Linked DNA regions of Homo sapiens: region 2 is linked to region 1. Evidence: read pairs that join two places in POLR2A ChIA-PET (ENCODE). Cell type or tissue: PC-3. All regions are shown on one strand. Each heading gives the region's core, and the rest is flanking DNA. Links, peaks and the distances in the headings are about the cores only.

What was found. ChIA-PET counts read pairs that join two places held together with the same protein. Peaks named below come from ENCODE experiments on the same cell type or tissue, not always from the same donor. Only the 100,000 strongest peaks of a DNase experiment are listed, where the experiment ranks them.
Region 2: POLR2A ChIA-PET joins it to region 1 with 5 read pairs; 2 of 35 experiments call an interaction of 5 or more read pairs at or near these places.

Annotation. Positions count from the first base shown.
Region 1 is chr5:53,925,634-53,933,037 of GRCh38, forward strand. All of the region lies in intron 4 of ARL15 (ARF like GTPase 15), which reads right to left. Among named protein-coding and RNA genes, the nearest start is that of MIR581, 22 kb to the right of the region's middle. In PC-3, for the core only: no CTCF peak of the experiment used is centred there; no DNase peak of the experiment used is centred there.
Region 2 is chr5:53,435,105-53,442,508 of GRCh38, forward strand. No RefSeq gene overlaps it. Among named protein-coding and RNA genes, the nearest start is that of FST, 42 kb to the right of the region's middle. In PC-3, for the core only: no CTCF peak of the experiment used is centred there; a DNase peak (open chromatin) is centred at 3,937; H3K27ac peaks cover 3,494 bases.

The DNA.
Region 1 (7,404 bases), core at 1,325-6,324:
TCTGTATTATATATATGTTATTTTTTTAACTGGGCATGGTGGCATGTGCCTGTAGTTCTAGCTACTCTGGAGGCTAAGGCATGAAGATTGCTGAAGCCTAGGAATTCGAGGTTGCAGTGAGCACCGATCACACCACTGCACTCCAGTCTGGGTGACAGAGCAAGACCTTGTCTTTAAAAAAAACCAAAATAATAACAAAAAAAACTTTGTTTTTAAGCAGTGAAACCTGTTTTTCAAATCGTATCTTACAAAGAACTTAAATATGTATCGTAAACATAGGAGGGATTCTCTGACTGAAACAAGGGTTGGGGTCTACCAATTATATATTGTTATGAACCTCTATGTCCTTAGTCTTTTTTCTTTCTTTTTTTTTTTTTTTTTTTTTTACTAACTATACACTGAAATAAAGACATTTTAAAAACACCTAAAGAAGATACATCATCGCAATCCAAGTATCTTATTGTATCAGGCAAACAGAAACCACTCCAGTTATTCCAAGCTAAGGAATGTAATACAGAAAACTGGCTACACAGGTGACAGAAGTACTAAGAGTCTCAACCAAGATACTAAAGCCATTCAGAGATTGCAGGAAGCCACTAATGCCCACAGGGCTGCAGAGATGCGGGCAGGAGGTGTCTTTACTAGATCATAGAAGTCAGGGCCATCTGGTGAGAACTGGGACCATGGCAGGGGCTGCCCAGTGGAATCTGGGACCATGGAAGAAAGGGCTGTCTAGTGGGAAGATGAAGCCATGGAGAACATGCAGCCACGGCGGGAAAAAAGTCCCCCCACCCCAGCCACTTCATCCAAAGCACAGACAGGTAAGAATATCTCTCATTTCTCCCATACTTGTCCTTCTTCCCCTCAAAATTCTGTCTGTCCCTCCCTGACCAGAGCAAATCAGAAGCATAAGGGTCAGGGAGCCTGGGCAATGCAGTTGACAGGAGAAGGGAAAGGAATTGACATGATAGCAAATTGACAGTGAGTGGCTTCCTCTTCTTCAGATTGTTCTACGCCAATCAAAAAAACCATTCAGCTGAAACTGATATCCAATCTTACAGAAATCCTTCTGCCACCCAGCTTCACGAGAATGATTCTCTCTCTGCCATCCATGCTCTTCTTTCCCTCTACTTTGGCTCACTAGAAGATACTATTCTGTATGGACCTATGAAATAGGTTTCCAAAGGAAGTTGTTCAATGAGCCAGGAAAACCCCCCACAAAATTCAGCAGAAAAAGAATACAACATGCCTCAAGGTAAAGACCTCACATGTTGAACTATTTGGTTAAACCTTCAGTCACCAAGACCTTTTTTTTTAAAAAAAAAAAATAAAGTCCAAAAGCCTCTCTAGCCCCAATATCTTCCTCCGTTTTAATTTTATTTTTATTGTGGTAAAATATATATAACATAAAATTGACCATTTCAACTATTTTTTAGGAGTAAAATTCAGTGGCATTAAGTACACTCACATTGTTGTGCAACCATTTCCACCCTCCATTTAATCGTTAATTTTCTAACTTGCAGTGAGGGCGTGAATAGGAACTCAACACAGCAAAGATGGACAGAATTCCTCAAATTTCTAAATCCTTCTCTTTTGGTAACTTCATCAGCTTCATGTTTCTGAAGAATGGAGCCTTGACATTACCTATATTGCATGTCTGTCCATCTCACTCCTGCCCAGCTCTGTGCCTTGCCAAGTCACAAATGAAGATGGACAGACAGACAGAGACACACACACAGACACACGTGCACCACCCTTATGTTTTCATCCTTCAGCTAAAAGCTCTCATTCGTAAGTGGTTATACATTTGGCTCTGTTATTTCCTGCTTAAGCACCTGCCCTGGGTCCCAATTCACCTCCTCTACAATCACCTCTTGAAGCCTTTGGAATAAAGTTTCCCTAGGTCCGCATCAAATTTCCTTCCCTAATTTTTGGCACTGTCCATATCAACTCAGTGCAGCCCTGCAAGTACTGATCACACACGTACTATGTATGTGTCTAGGACCATGTTCTGCTTTCTGAAAAATGGTATGGACAAGGAGCTTAGGGTCTTGGTAGCTGTGTTTGGGACATCAAAAATAACATAAAAAATTGAGGATGAAGGATCAAGTATAGTGAGGTGAAAACTGAGCATCACTGAATCAAAAATGTATGATTTGAAAGAGGGCTGCAGCAACTCAAGGCAGCCTGTAGGGAAGTGGTCTCTGGACTCCCGGCAGGCTGGGTTCAAAGTCTGACTTTGCCCTTTACTAACTCTGTGACCGTGGATGTTTCCCTTAACCACCCCGGGCTTCATCTTCCTCATCTGTAAGATGTTGCTAATAATAACATGTATCTTTAAGGCTATTGTGTGGACTAGGTGAGAGGTAAGGAATTTATTTAGCTCAGTGCCTGGCAGGTAGGAGGCACTGCATAAATGTCAGTGAATATTATTGATCTCCACACTCATTCTCAGCACAGAGCCAGACTGACGGTAACTAACGTTACTGGAGTCTTCATGGAGGAGACAGGATTTGAGATGGACTTTTGATTAGAGTTAAGATTCGGATAGCTGACTTTGAATGCCAGAAAAGGTTCCTGGAGAAGGGTATGATTTATGGTTGCTTAGGTAGTTTAGATATTAAATGAGGGCAGTATTTTAGGATTAGCACTTGGATTAATGTTTTCTTTTAACTGCAAAGTAAATGTAGGCATTTTGGTAGAAAATCAGTGTCACCGTCCTAGCCATGATCTTTCTAAAAGGATCCTTCAGCTCCTCAGATCTTTCTTTTTACTTCCAATTCTCCAACCTTGCTATGAAGTGTGGATAAAGGATTAAAATTCAGCAGATCACTTCAGGTTAAAGAAAGGAAGAGGCTTTGCCAAATACCCTTTATAAGTGCGAGGCATAAATTGAGGCTCCATTCTGAGGACTTTTACAAACAAATAGAGCCAGGTACCCAAATTCTACAAATTATATTGATATCCATTCATAATCATTCCCCCTCCCCTAATATCCATTCATATTAATCCTCCCGCCCTCAAGTATATGGACATATTTATGGGATAAACTTGAAAAAAATTTAACAAGGACATTGTTATTCCAGGAAGTGGCTGTCGGGTGATTGGTTCAAGAATATTATACAATGCTCAGCAGAGCTCCCACAGAGCTTCTGTGCTGTCTTTTCTCTCACTTCCAGGTGTTTATACCACATAAAACTCACTGCGTTAACCAATGCCGAGTCCACGCTCAGAATGAAATGATTTCCTACTGTGAAAATGGTGTCATCCAAACACCCACAATAGCTTGGATGTCTGCTTTAAGACTAATGAATTTGCCAGTTTGTATAGGGCCCACGTATTTATACTTTAGCAAAAGCACTATAATCTTGTTTCTGAAATTTTGTTCTTTTCTTCTAAAACAGAAATACAGAGAACTCAAGAAAGATAATCCTTAAAGTTTTTATGAAGTTAGAGGGAAACGATTCCATTAGTCTCACTTATCAAGGCCATCTAACTCTTTGTTTAGATAAGCATTCCAGATAGAAAATAAGTTCCAAAAAAAAAAAAAAAATACATAAAAGCACGCAGATTGGTTAGATAGAAGCGAAAAGGGACAGAGGGAGGAAATTAGGGTAAATATTATTTTTCCCTCAATGGGAGTATTTTAAAGCTAAATGCCCTGCCCTAAAAAGTCAAGAGTTATGTAAAGTATTGGTGGTTGTAGTCATTTGAGAAAAGTACAACCCGAATATGCATTTCTCTTATGGGTCAAACAGAAGTCACGATAATTGTGTGTCCTTTACACTACCCCAAGATTGTTATTTAAAGATGAGCATAGTGAAAACTATAATACTATCATTTGTCCACTACCCATGTATGCTAGCAAATAATTATACATATTTTTACCAATGAACTGAATCAGAAATTGGTAACAATTTTAAAAGTAGCTTTTCTGCTATTGTGCAACATCAATGCCCTTCTATTACAATTAGTTCCAAAAAGATAATTCTCTTATCTGACAGCATTATAAAAGCAAAGTATTTCATGCATGGCAGTGTTGAGGAGCTTGGTCATGGGGGACAGGGTGAAAGGTCCAATGGACTACCATAAATGTGTGGTTCACACCATCAGAGGCGGATGCACCTGCTAATCTGGCTTCTCAGTCAAAGTCCCCCCTACAAGGCAATGGTGTGGCAGAATGCAAATGGGAAATAAAGGTACAGGACAGCTGGGACTCTTCTATTGCAGAAAAGGAAAGCAAGCCGAGGAAGAGAGTTTAGTGTGGGCACACTTGCTGCTAACCTGAAGTGCTCTCTTTACTTATGCTCTGTTCTTAGGAGGGGCTGATCATTTATTATAGGTTCTTTTTATATTAAACACTAATGAGAAGCCAAATAATTTATAGGGAGTTTCATATTAAGGCTCAATGATATTAAATACCTGGAGAGCCTCACATAAACAAAGATGGATTACCAGCAATGCTCAAAGTAAAATTTTTATACAATAATAAAAAATAAAATATTTTCATAATAAATCTAAAAATCACATACCCACACAAGTTGCTTCTTCCCATCCAATATATACTGCAATTGGCTACCAGGGAGGGGAAGTGAAGAGACAGACACACTTTTTATTATTTTATCTCTTAAATGTTACCTAAAGACCTCCATCTTAACCAAGCAGCCTATGGCTTCTCCTCCTGTTACTAAAAACCTGCCAACATTTCTTGGTCACCTGAGAGGGTATCATCAGGGCAGCTTGAATTTGGTATCACCAAACAGTCTTTGAGAAGGAAAGGGTCACTTGAAAGAGAGAAAATTTCCCATCCATGGATAAACCTTCCTGCATATAATGTAACTTTCAATAAGCCTGATAAATACTCTGTAAAAATAGACATCACTTCTCCTAGGTGTAAGAGATATATTTGTTAGAAAGGAGGCAGAGGTATTGTCTTGGGATTAGAGATCATTTCAAAGCGAAGTCATTACAGAACACACTCTAGGTTGCTCAACACTCCAGGGGAATATTTTCGGTGGTCGATTCACGCACATGCTGACTACAGAGGACATTCCTATGAACAGGAAACTAAGGAGGAAACCACAGTTTTCTCTACATTATCCATCATCAGACCTCTGGACACTGTTAATTCAAGTGGTTTCCCTATAGAAAAGATGCAGGTCGGTAGAGGGAATTAAGCTGTATATATACCAATTTAATTTCATGAAATCAGTTTGAAATAGAAGTAGTTTAGCTAACTGGAAAGACTGTCTTACAGATTCTTTGAGGAATTCTGGGCAGTAGATTCACTTTCCATGATTTTATTTATTTTTTATCTCTAAAGGATTCCTAAGAATACATGATAATGTTCCTAACAATTGAGTCAAGGGAAAGGTCAAATTAATGCCTTCATCAATCATAAATGGTGATTATAAATAAACTCAGAATTAAATCCTTATCAACATAAATGTTTAAAGTCAGCTTTATTTGGCCTACAATGAGGAAGAAAGAGTAATGACAGCTATATACTATTCACGTATGCTATTAGCAAACAGCATATATATTATTATGAAAAAACGCAGGGAAAAAAATCTCAATTTCATCTTTCCTCCAACCAGGGTCGCTGCTCCTAGCCCAACAGGCCACACACTCCATCACACAGGGGGCTATTCACACCAATTATTGTCTAAATGATGTTCTTACCACTTAGAAAAGATGTACGTAGGACACAATCAGTTTGTTACTGTTTAAAGCAAATTACTGTCATTTTATTTTGCTGAAAGATTTAAGGAAAAATTAAGTAATTTAATCCCATCAAGGTAGATGGTGTGCCTGATGCAGTCCCTTACAAATTGTTAGAAAGCTTGCTTTTCTTTGTTATTATCATATTTAAGCTTTAAGAATAGTCTCAGCATTAGGCAGGCATGACCAAATTGGATCTTCCTCCTAAAGGAAGCCACAGAAGTCAACACCTTTACCAGATCCAATCCTACCTCTCTCATCTTTGGCACCTTTACTTTCTTCCACTATTTACCATAGGAATAATATAAAAAATTATGTACCTTTTCCTACATAGTACATTGCTACTTTCTCAACAGCATAAATACCCAACTAAAACCAAACACAATGAGAATAAGTAGGGGTCAGACATTTCATTTCTTCTTACTTTAGCCCACAAGCCTCTCTCTGTCTTAACTCCAGTAAGTAGGTTTTGTTTGTGTTTGCTTTTTTCAATAACTGTCTTTTAAGTAAGCCTGTAGGCTAGAGGTTTGGGCTTGGGACTTATATATCATCTATATTCCCTGCCCATCCGGCACAGTAATTATTTAATTCAAAAAATACTTGTGGATAGGCCAGGCCTACCCTAAATCAGTTACTGGCCTTACGCGGCAACTCACATTTATGATTATTTTACATAATGCACGGTTTCTAGAAATTAGTTCACACTTTGCTGGGTCTGAAAATTTAGTATTGTAAACTGGCATTTGTATTAACTTGATAAACTAAGAAGGGACAGCCTCAGTGCCCACACATTGCTACATTACAGAAAAATCATAGGCATGAGTGTTTTCAAACAAATGTAAACCTTATAAGGAAGGGAACTTCCGCTTATTAAGAAAGAATCAGGATAAAGGATGCAGAAAACATATGCTTTTGGGGAAGGTGAGAGAAGGCAGTAGAAAACTAAACTTAAAAAGTTTTGGGTACAAATTCCCCCAAGGGAGTGTAAACCAAACGGAACCGAGCAACGCCCACCAGCCCCTAGCCCTGCCAACAGCTCCCCCTTCATAGGAGAGCCTTGCCAATGGCTTTTTACCTCTGGCACAAAGACCAGTTACAAAATGGACCTACTATTCCCAATCTCAGGCTTTCTAAATGACAAATAAGCAAGGAAGAAAAAAACCTTCTAAGCGGATCACCATCTGGGTTGAGGAATGAATTTACGCCAATGAAGTGGTACTATGAAATTATAAACATTCTGGAAGACTCCGTGCCTTGATCAAGAGTACTGGGTGAAAGCCAAATTTGGAAACAGAAAGCAGGATAAAGCCAATGTTTGTGGTCTTTATCATTCCGTGCTATATTGGTTATAGGTAACACTGGACACAGTGTCAGTGTGAAGTTAATGAAGCCTCTGAGATCTGAGCAAGTGGCTGGCAATAGCAAAGCAGGCCAAGGGAATAGAGATTTGCAAATAGAGGTTAAATGTGAGATCCTCAAAGACGAAGGAGCTCAAGGAATTACAGGGGAAAATGTAGAAGCGCTGGGGCAAAGGACAATTAAAGCCCCAATAATCTCCTTTCTCGTAATCCCCGTCATCTCTCAAATGTCTCCAAATTTACTGGGTGCAATAGGGCTTAATTGAAAGTAATCATATAAGCATGAAAATGTAAGGCCATAGTTATCACAGAGTCAACACTTTAG
Region 2 (7,404 bases), core at 1,670-6,669, 490 kb before region 1:
GAGTAGCTGGGACTACAGGCGCATGCCACCGTGCCCAGCTAATTTTTGTATTTTTAGTAAAGACGGGGTTTCACCATGTTGGCCAGGCTGATCTTGAACTCCTGACCTCAGGTGATCTGCGGGCCTCAGCTTCCCAAAGTGCTAAGATTACAGGCACGAGCCACCATGCCTGGCACAAGCAGCTATCTTTAAAAAAAAAAACAAAAAACAAAAACAAACAAACAAACAAACAAAAAGCTTCTCAGATGATGCTGATACATGGCCAGGATTAAGACCTACAGTCCTAGACTCTCAATGCAGTTAAGTGGACCTGCTTACCATCCCGAGCTCATGACTAACTCCCTCCTACTTCCAAAGGTTTGCCCAAATTACTGCCCCTACCTGGATTACTTCCCCAGCTTCTCTCAGCCAGTCTATGGCTTTTTCCTCTTTCAAAACTAGCTCCCTTTAAGAATCTTCCCACTTTCCTCTGGTACTGGGACTTGCTCACCCAAGCAAATTCTTAGTCCATGCATGATATGTGATGCTTAAAACTCAAAATTTATTTTTGAACAAAAATAACCAGCCTTCCTAGAGAACACTGAAGACAGGGGAGGTATTATTGGCCAGAAGAGCACTTCCACAGTGTTCATATCATTAGGCCTCAGAGAAAAAATTCTGGAAGGACTTCTACAAAGGATATTACAAATCAGAACATCAGTTTGAACTCTTCTTGTTTAACTGATGTCAAAGATAGTTTATGAGCCATACGTGAAGGACCACGTTGTTAAAGTTGAAAAAATAAAACTCTACAATTCATTTTTATCAACACACCTTGCTCATCATCCTTGGCTCTAAATATCTATTAGAACTTTCTAAATATTAAGCCCACCATTAAAGGATGATTTATTATTCTGGGTAATATGAAGAAATTGTACCACATGATCTGAACAAAACTTCAAAAATATTTTGAGCAACAGCAATGTTATTGGAATAAGTGTGCAGGCTTCCAAGCCAATTACTTGGGTGGAAACGCTCATTTGAATAAACAAATTATGACACATTTTCATTGTAAAAAGTTGTCACTATCCAACACAATATCTTAATAGTTTAATTACTGTTACTAACTCAAAGTCTGTTTGATTAGAGTGGTAGTTCTCAATGAGGGGACATTTGGCAATGTCTGGAAACATTTTTGATTGTAACAACTTGGGAGAAGGGTGCTACTGGCATCAACAGAGTAGAATGTAGAGGCTCAACATCCTATAATGACGAAGACAGCTCCTCCTTCCCTTCAACAAAAAATTGTCTGACCAACAATGTCAATAATGCCACTGTTGAAAACACTAGATTAAGTGTTTCTATGCCTCTGTGACATATTTTCTTGTATATTTTGGTCTGTCTCCTCTCTGTAGTAGGAATTTCTTCTTCCTCATACTACTCAGTGCAAACCCATATAGATAAAAGCAATGACAGAAATGCTACGTGACTAGTTAGCAAATTTTCTCTGTAATTGGAAATCCCCATTAATCAGAAGTCATTGTCCCAAGAAGGCATGACAGACAACAGCATAATGTCATGACTGCAAAGGTGGACTCTGGAGCCAACCTTCCTGGGTAGAAATCTCAGCTCTGCCATTTATTTACCAGCTCTGTGACTTGAGGCAATTTACTTACCTTCCTCATGCTCTAGTTTCTTCATCTGTAAAATGGGAACAACACTATCTCTTATCTCATACTATTTTTGTGAAGGGAAAATAAATTGTTAAGTGTTTCTTAAATGAAGTGCTCGGTAATCATTAGTTTTATTATTTTAAGTAAAAATCATTGCAAAGGTTAAAATGCTACACACTGGCAGAGAGCACAAAGCCAAGTAAACTCATGATTAGTATCAATAGGTCATCAGAGCAGTGGCCCTTTATCTTGGCTGGACATCAGAACCACCCAGGGAGCTCTGGAGGGGAATAAAACTTAATGTCCAGGCAACACTCTAGACCAATTAAATCAGAATTCCTAGAGATGGGACCCAAATGTTAGTATCTTCTTAAAGCTCTCTATGTGATTCCAATGTGTAGCTTAATTTGAAGATTACCACATTAAAGTTATATAAAAAGACTGTCTCTAAGTGGGATGATAAAAAGAGGGCCTATTAAGAAAAGAAACAAAGGCTTGTGAAAAAAAGTAAGAGATGGAGAATAATCTTTGAGCTAATGAATAAATTTAGATTAATAGAGATACAGAGATAAGAGTACAATAGTTCCTATTATTTGAAGTATTTATAATCCCTTTGCCAATATAATATATAAGGTGCTATGGGAACAGGAAGGAAGAAGCACTGAAATATAGCCATGTGTGAAAGTGACTGTAAAGCAATTTATATAGAGTTCAGTGAGAAAGAAAAAGCTCTGTAGAAAGTTGGGGAGGTAAGAACATCCAACACCAAGAGTTTTCAACTGGAGATAGTCACCTAGGATAGAGTGACAAGATTTTCAAAATTAAAAAGCAATCCCAGCAATCCCACTGACAGTTCAATAACGAGTTCTGAGTAACCAAGGAAAAGCTATTTATTGTTGATTTTTTTAAATGTTAATTTCACAGATATTAAGTACCTTGTTTCCTCATCCCAGGAAGCGTGACAAACAAGACACACAACCTTAAAAACTGATTGACCTTACTGCGTCCCATGTTTCACAACCTTCTGCTGACCCTGTGCAGAATTACAATCCCCAACGAAACTCAACCACCAGTTTAAAAGCAGATCACCATGTAAATCTACTAATGAAAAGGAATGGATATTTTCTATTCTTACCCCCAGAATCAAATGTAGCAGATAATAATTTGTATCTCAAAGACTTTTTAACATTCAGGACCAAGCCAACTTTTAAGAGAGATAATAGCAAAAATCCCAATTTTCAGAAATTTTCTTTTCTTTTTTTTTTTTTTTTTTTTGAGACAGGGTCTTCTTCTGTCCCTTGGGTTAGAGTACAGCGGCACAATCACCACTCACTGCAGCCTAGACTGCCCGGGTTCAGGTGATCCTCCCACCTCAGCCTCCTAAGTAGCTGCTACTACAGGCACATGCCATCACGCCGGGCTAATTTTTTTTGTCTTTTCTGTAGAAACGGGGTTTTACCATGTTGCCCAGGCTGGTCTCAAACTCCTGGGCTCAAGCAATCCGCCGGCGTCCCAAAGTGCCGGGATTACAGGCATGAGCCACCGCGCTCGGCCAGAAGCTTTTATCCTATTGACCTGGATGTTGGTCTCCGGAACATCAAAGTTTTGTTTTTGTTTTCTTTAATTTTGCCTTCCACATTAACTTCAAAGTATGTGCAATCTTTACGTGGTAACCACTGAAAAAAGTGACTCTAAATACTGGGAGAAGTTTTCATTTTGTACATTTGGCTCTCCAAAGGCCTGTTAAACAGATCAAAACCTACATACGGGAGGAAAGCTACCCCCACTCACTCAAACAAAGCATGAGCCTTGATATCTTGTTTTATTTTTCTTTGTGCATCCTATTATGGACCTATGTAATAATGCAAGACCACCACACGGGGTAAGGAGCATGAATTATAACAGCTGTGGTCTCAGTGCAGGAACCACAGCACACTGTGAAATTCTCCATAGCTCTGGATCACAATTAGAGTAACACCTGTGCAAAACAGGTTTCTTCTGATCCCCTAAAAAGCCCTCTATTTTATGCAGGCCCAAATTGTGTTTGTTGTTCTTAAGCCAGTTCCCTGCCTCGGAATTTAGACAATCATTCAACTGCTTAATTTCATCCCTCTAAAGCAATCCAGAGAGTTCACCGGAGATATATCAATGAGTCAGTTCATTCCTGCCTCACCCAACCCTTCTCTATGTGACTCCCTGGGCAAGATAACTTTTACAGGGATGAAAAAGAATATCCTTTTTCTATGACACATAATGGCTTTTTATGAAGTCAAATCTTCCATTGCATTGACAGAGTAGGGGAAAGCTGGGCAAAGGATGTGATTCCTCCATTTCTGCAGGACATATTCCACCAGTAAAAAAGAAACAATTGCATGCCCCAAAGGAAATGGTTACCAAATTGAGGCAATCGCTTATGCTAAAAAAAAGTCTGTGGTTTCTGCTTTAAAAGGGTCAGAACAATGTCATTCTTGGACACTACTGAAAACGTGATTAAGACAACTCTGCAGAGGTCCACAATAGGGACAGGAAATGTCAGACTCAAATTTTCAGGCTCAATTATTCATCTCATAAATAAATTTTGAAGATGGGTTTGTCTTATGAAAGTTGAGAAGCACAGTGTTTAGCAATTATACAAACCCTAAGACTTGGCTCCTCAAAACCATTTCTGTTGGTTTTGGAATGTTGTCTGCATCCAAGTAGCTGACAAAGTTTTTTATTATTATTATTAATAACACAAGACTTTAAGAAAGGTATGAGCTCTTTGAGTGAGAAAAGAGACTCTGGCTTACTTCCATTTTTCCAGTCTTACTATGGACCAATGGCTGCTGATTTTCTACTTACACTTTGCCCTTGTGTCTTTTCTACTAATAATAATACATTAGTCAATCCAGGATAAATTCAGAGTCAGGATGTTGGGTCCTTTAAGAAGCCTTATAGAAACAATTGCACAAGGAAATTGGTTGAAATCTCAGTAGGTGATAATTGTAATAATTGTTCTCTTGGCCTGGCCACTGAGAGGACACCTACAGAACAGCTTATTGCTGTTACACATCCATCATAAAGTATCAGAGCCAGCATGCACCCCCTTGAGTCTTTAAGGAAGTTTCTAGTACTCTCATCGTTCTCATTGTTCAATATAGTCTAACACACTAAAATCTGTGAAGGCTTGTAAGAAACACCTGCAAGTCCTAGACCATGCCCTCTAGGGGCTTACATTTTTAGTCAGTAGACCACACTTACTTGTGCAATAAATGCACTTAAATTAAATGCTCACTGTGGGTTACACACCACGGGAGTTTCAGAAGTATAAAACTTGTCTCATCCTCATGAGGCAATGGACTTGGAGAGACAAGATATTTGCTAGAGAGGAGATCAACAAGGACTAGAAGCACCACAGAAAAGCTTAGGAGAAGGTGTGCCTGTAGCTAGGCCTTGAAAAATGGGTAAGATTTAGGTGGAAGGAAGACATTTGGACAAGAGGCTATGATAAACAAAGATGTAAAGGCAGGAATGAGGATGGCAGTCATGTGGGACTCAAAGAGGATTCCCCCACACCCTTCCTTTTTATTTTGGTCTTATTAGATCCATCTGATGGGGACAAGGTCAGAATTATTTGAAAGGATTTTGCCTCATCTGCATGGACTTCCTATGGAAACAGAAAGACAAGGGAGCCTTTGAGTGAGGGAACAGTGATAGTTCAGTGGATTGGAAACGTCTGTGTCCAGAAGAAAAAAAAAGGAGTGGAAAGGGTTGTAATTATAATACAGTGTGTAAAGTGCTGCCATGGAAACATACAGTCCTGGGGCCAGGAAGGTTCCCAGAAAGATATGACTCCTTTCTTTCACTCAGCTAGGTGACACACACACATACACACACACACACACACTCACACACACACACATGAACACACACATCATATCATACATATGTATAATTAGCTGCCAATTATACAGACTGTAAGGATGCAGAACACTCTGGGGACGTTCAAGTTTCTCATCCTTCTATCTGACCCCATACTCTCCTATCCATGTGCTCCTGTAATTCCAACTTAAACCTCCTCATTGGCTTCCACCAAAATCCACTCATGCCCCAGCATTTCTTGAATTTATTACCTTTATTACAAATTTAGACAGCCATGAAGAGAGATTGCATCTTAGAGCACATGACTTTCTGTCATCCAGGTGGATTCACCAGTACCAATCTATCCTTCCTTCTCTCCAAGAAGTGAGCAAGGTCTTTGCTTGTCTAGCTCAAAAGAGCTCTATCCCTATCAGGTATTGTGTTCTACTTGGGCAAGGGGATGATTATAAGCCCAAACCTCAACATTATACAATACACAAATATAACATATAACAAATCTGCACATGTGCCCCTTGAATCTAACTTTTTTAAAGACCTCTATTCATAATATTGAAAGCTCGTTCTGTACTCCAAGCCCTTTCTCAAAGACATTTGCCCGTCTAAGTGAATTCTGGTGAATGCAATTTTCCCCATCTTGTTAAGAGAGAGTAGAGTGGTGGTTGCTGAGAGCTGGTGGGAGGGGGAAATGGGGAGGTAACAGTTAAAAGGTACAAAATTTCAGTTATGTAAGATAAATAAGTTCTAGAGATCTACTACACAGCAAAGTGCCTACAGGTAATGATATTCTCTTATTGTATACTTAAATTTTGCTGAAAGGATAGATCTTATATATTTTTCTTTCTTTTGAGACGGAGTTTCACTCTGTTGCCCAACCTGGAGTGCAGTGGCATGATCTCGGCTCACTGCAGTGTCCACCTCCCGGGTTCAAGTGATTCTCCTGCCTCAGGCTCCCGAGTAGCTGGGCCTACAGGCGCGTGCCACCACAACCTGCTAATTTTTGTATTTTTAGTAGAGAGGGGGTTTCATCATGTTGGCCAGGATGGTCTCGATCTCTTGACCTCTTGATCCACCCATCTCGGCCTCCCAAAGTGCTGGGATTACAAGTGTGAGCCACCGTGCCCAGTGGATAGATCTTATATTAAGTGTTCTTACCACAAACAAATTAATGATAATACTAATAAAGGGGGCAGGGGGAAACTTTGAAAGGTAATGAATATATTTATGGCCTTGATGATGGTGTTGGTTTCACAGGCCTAAACTTATCCCAGACTCATCAAGCTATATATGTTAAATACATACAGCTTTTCATATGTCAATCATATTGCAATCAAGTGTTTTTTTTTAAACCTTCCCCTAAGTGAAGGAGAGAAGGGGAATATTATCAGTCTTTCACAGCTTTTACCAAGTTCTCCCTCCAAGGGAAAGGAAAGGAGAAGATACAGCACATTGACGACTCAGCATTCAGTTCCCTTTCACACCCACCCTTCTCACTCAACGGCCTTGATGTCCTTCTATCTTTATCCTAAGACCTTGGAGAAAGCCAGTCTCTAAAGATCCTATTAGAATCCTCATCCAGCTTTGCCTCTTCATTTACCTAATGGGTTGCTTCCACTCAGCTCAACCACAAAGGCCTTTTCTGTCAATGGAGATCTCCAAAGAACCTAGAGGAAGAGAATCCTGTGAATATACCACTATTGTTAATGGAGTTGACAGTGGTAGGGCTTAAGGGAGCCCCAAGAATGGATGAACTCCCAACCCAAACCTTGTGCCACATTTTCTTCACCCTCAGAGTTAGAGGCCTCCCTGGATCTTTGAGTCCACCCAGTGGAAGGATATTGTTAAGTGGGCACCCTGCCCTTTGCAGCTCCTCTCCCTGGGGCCTCATCCACAT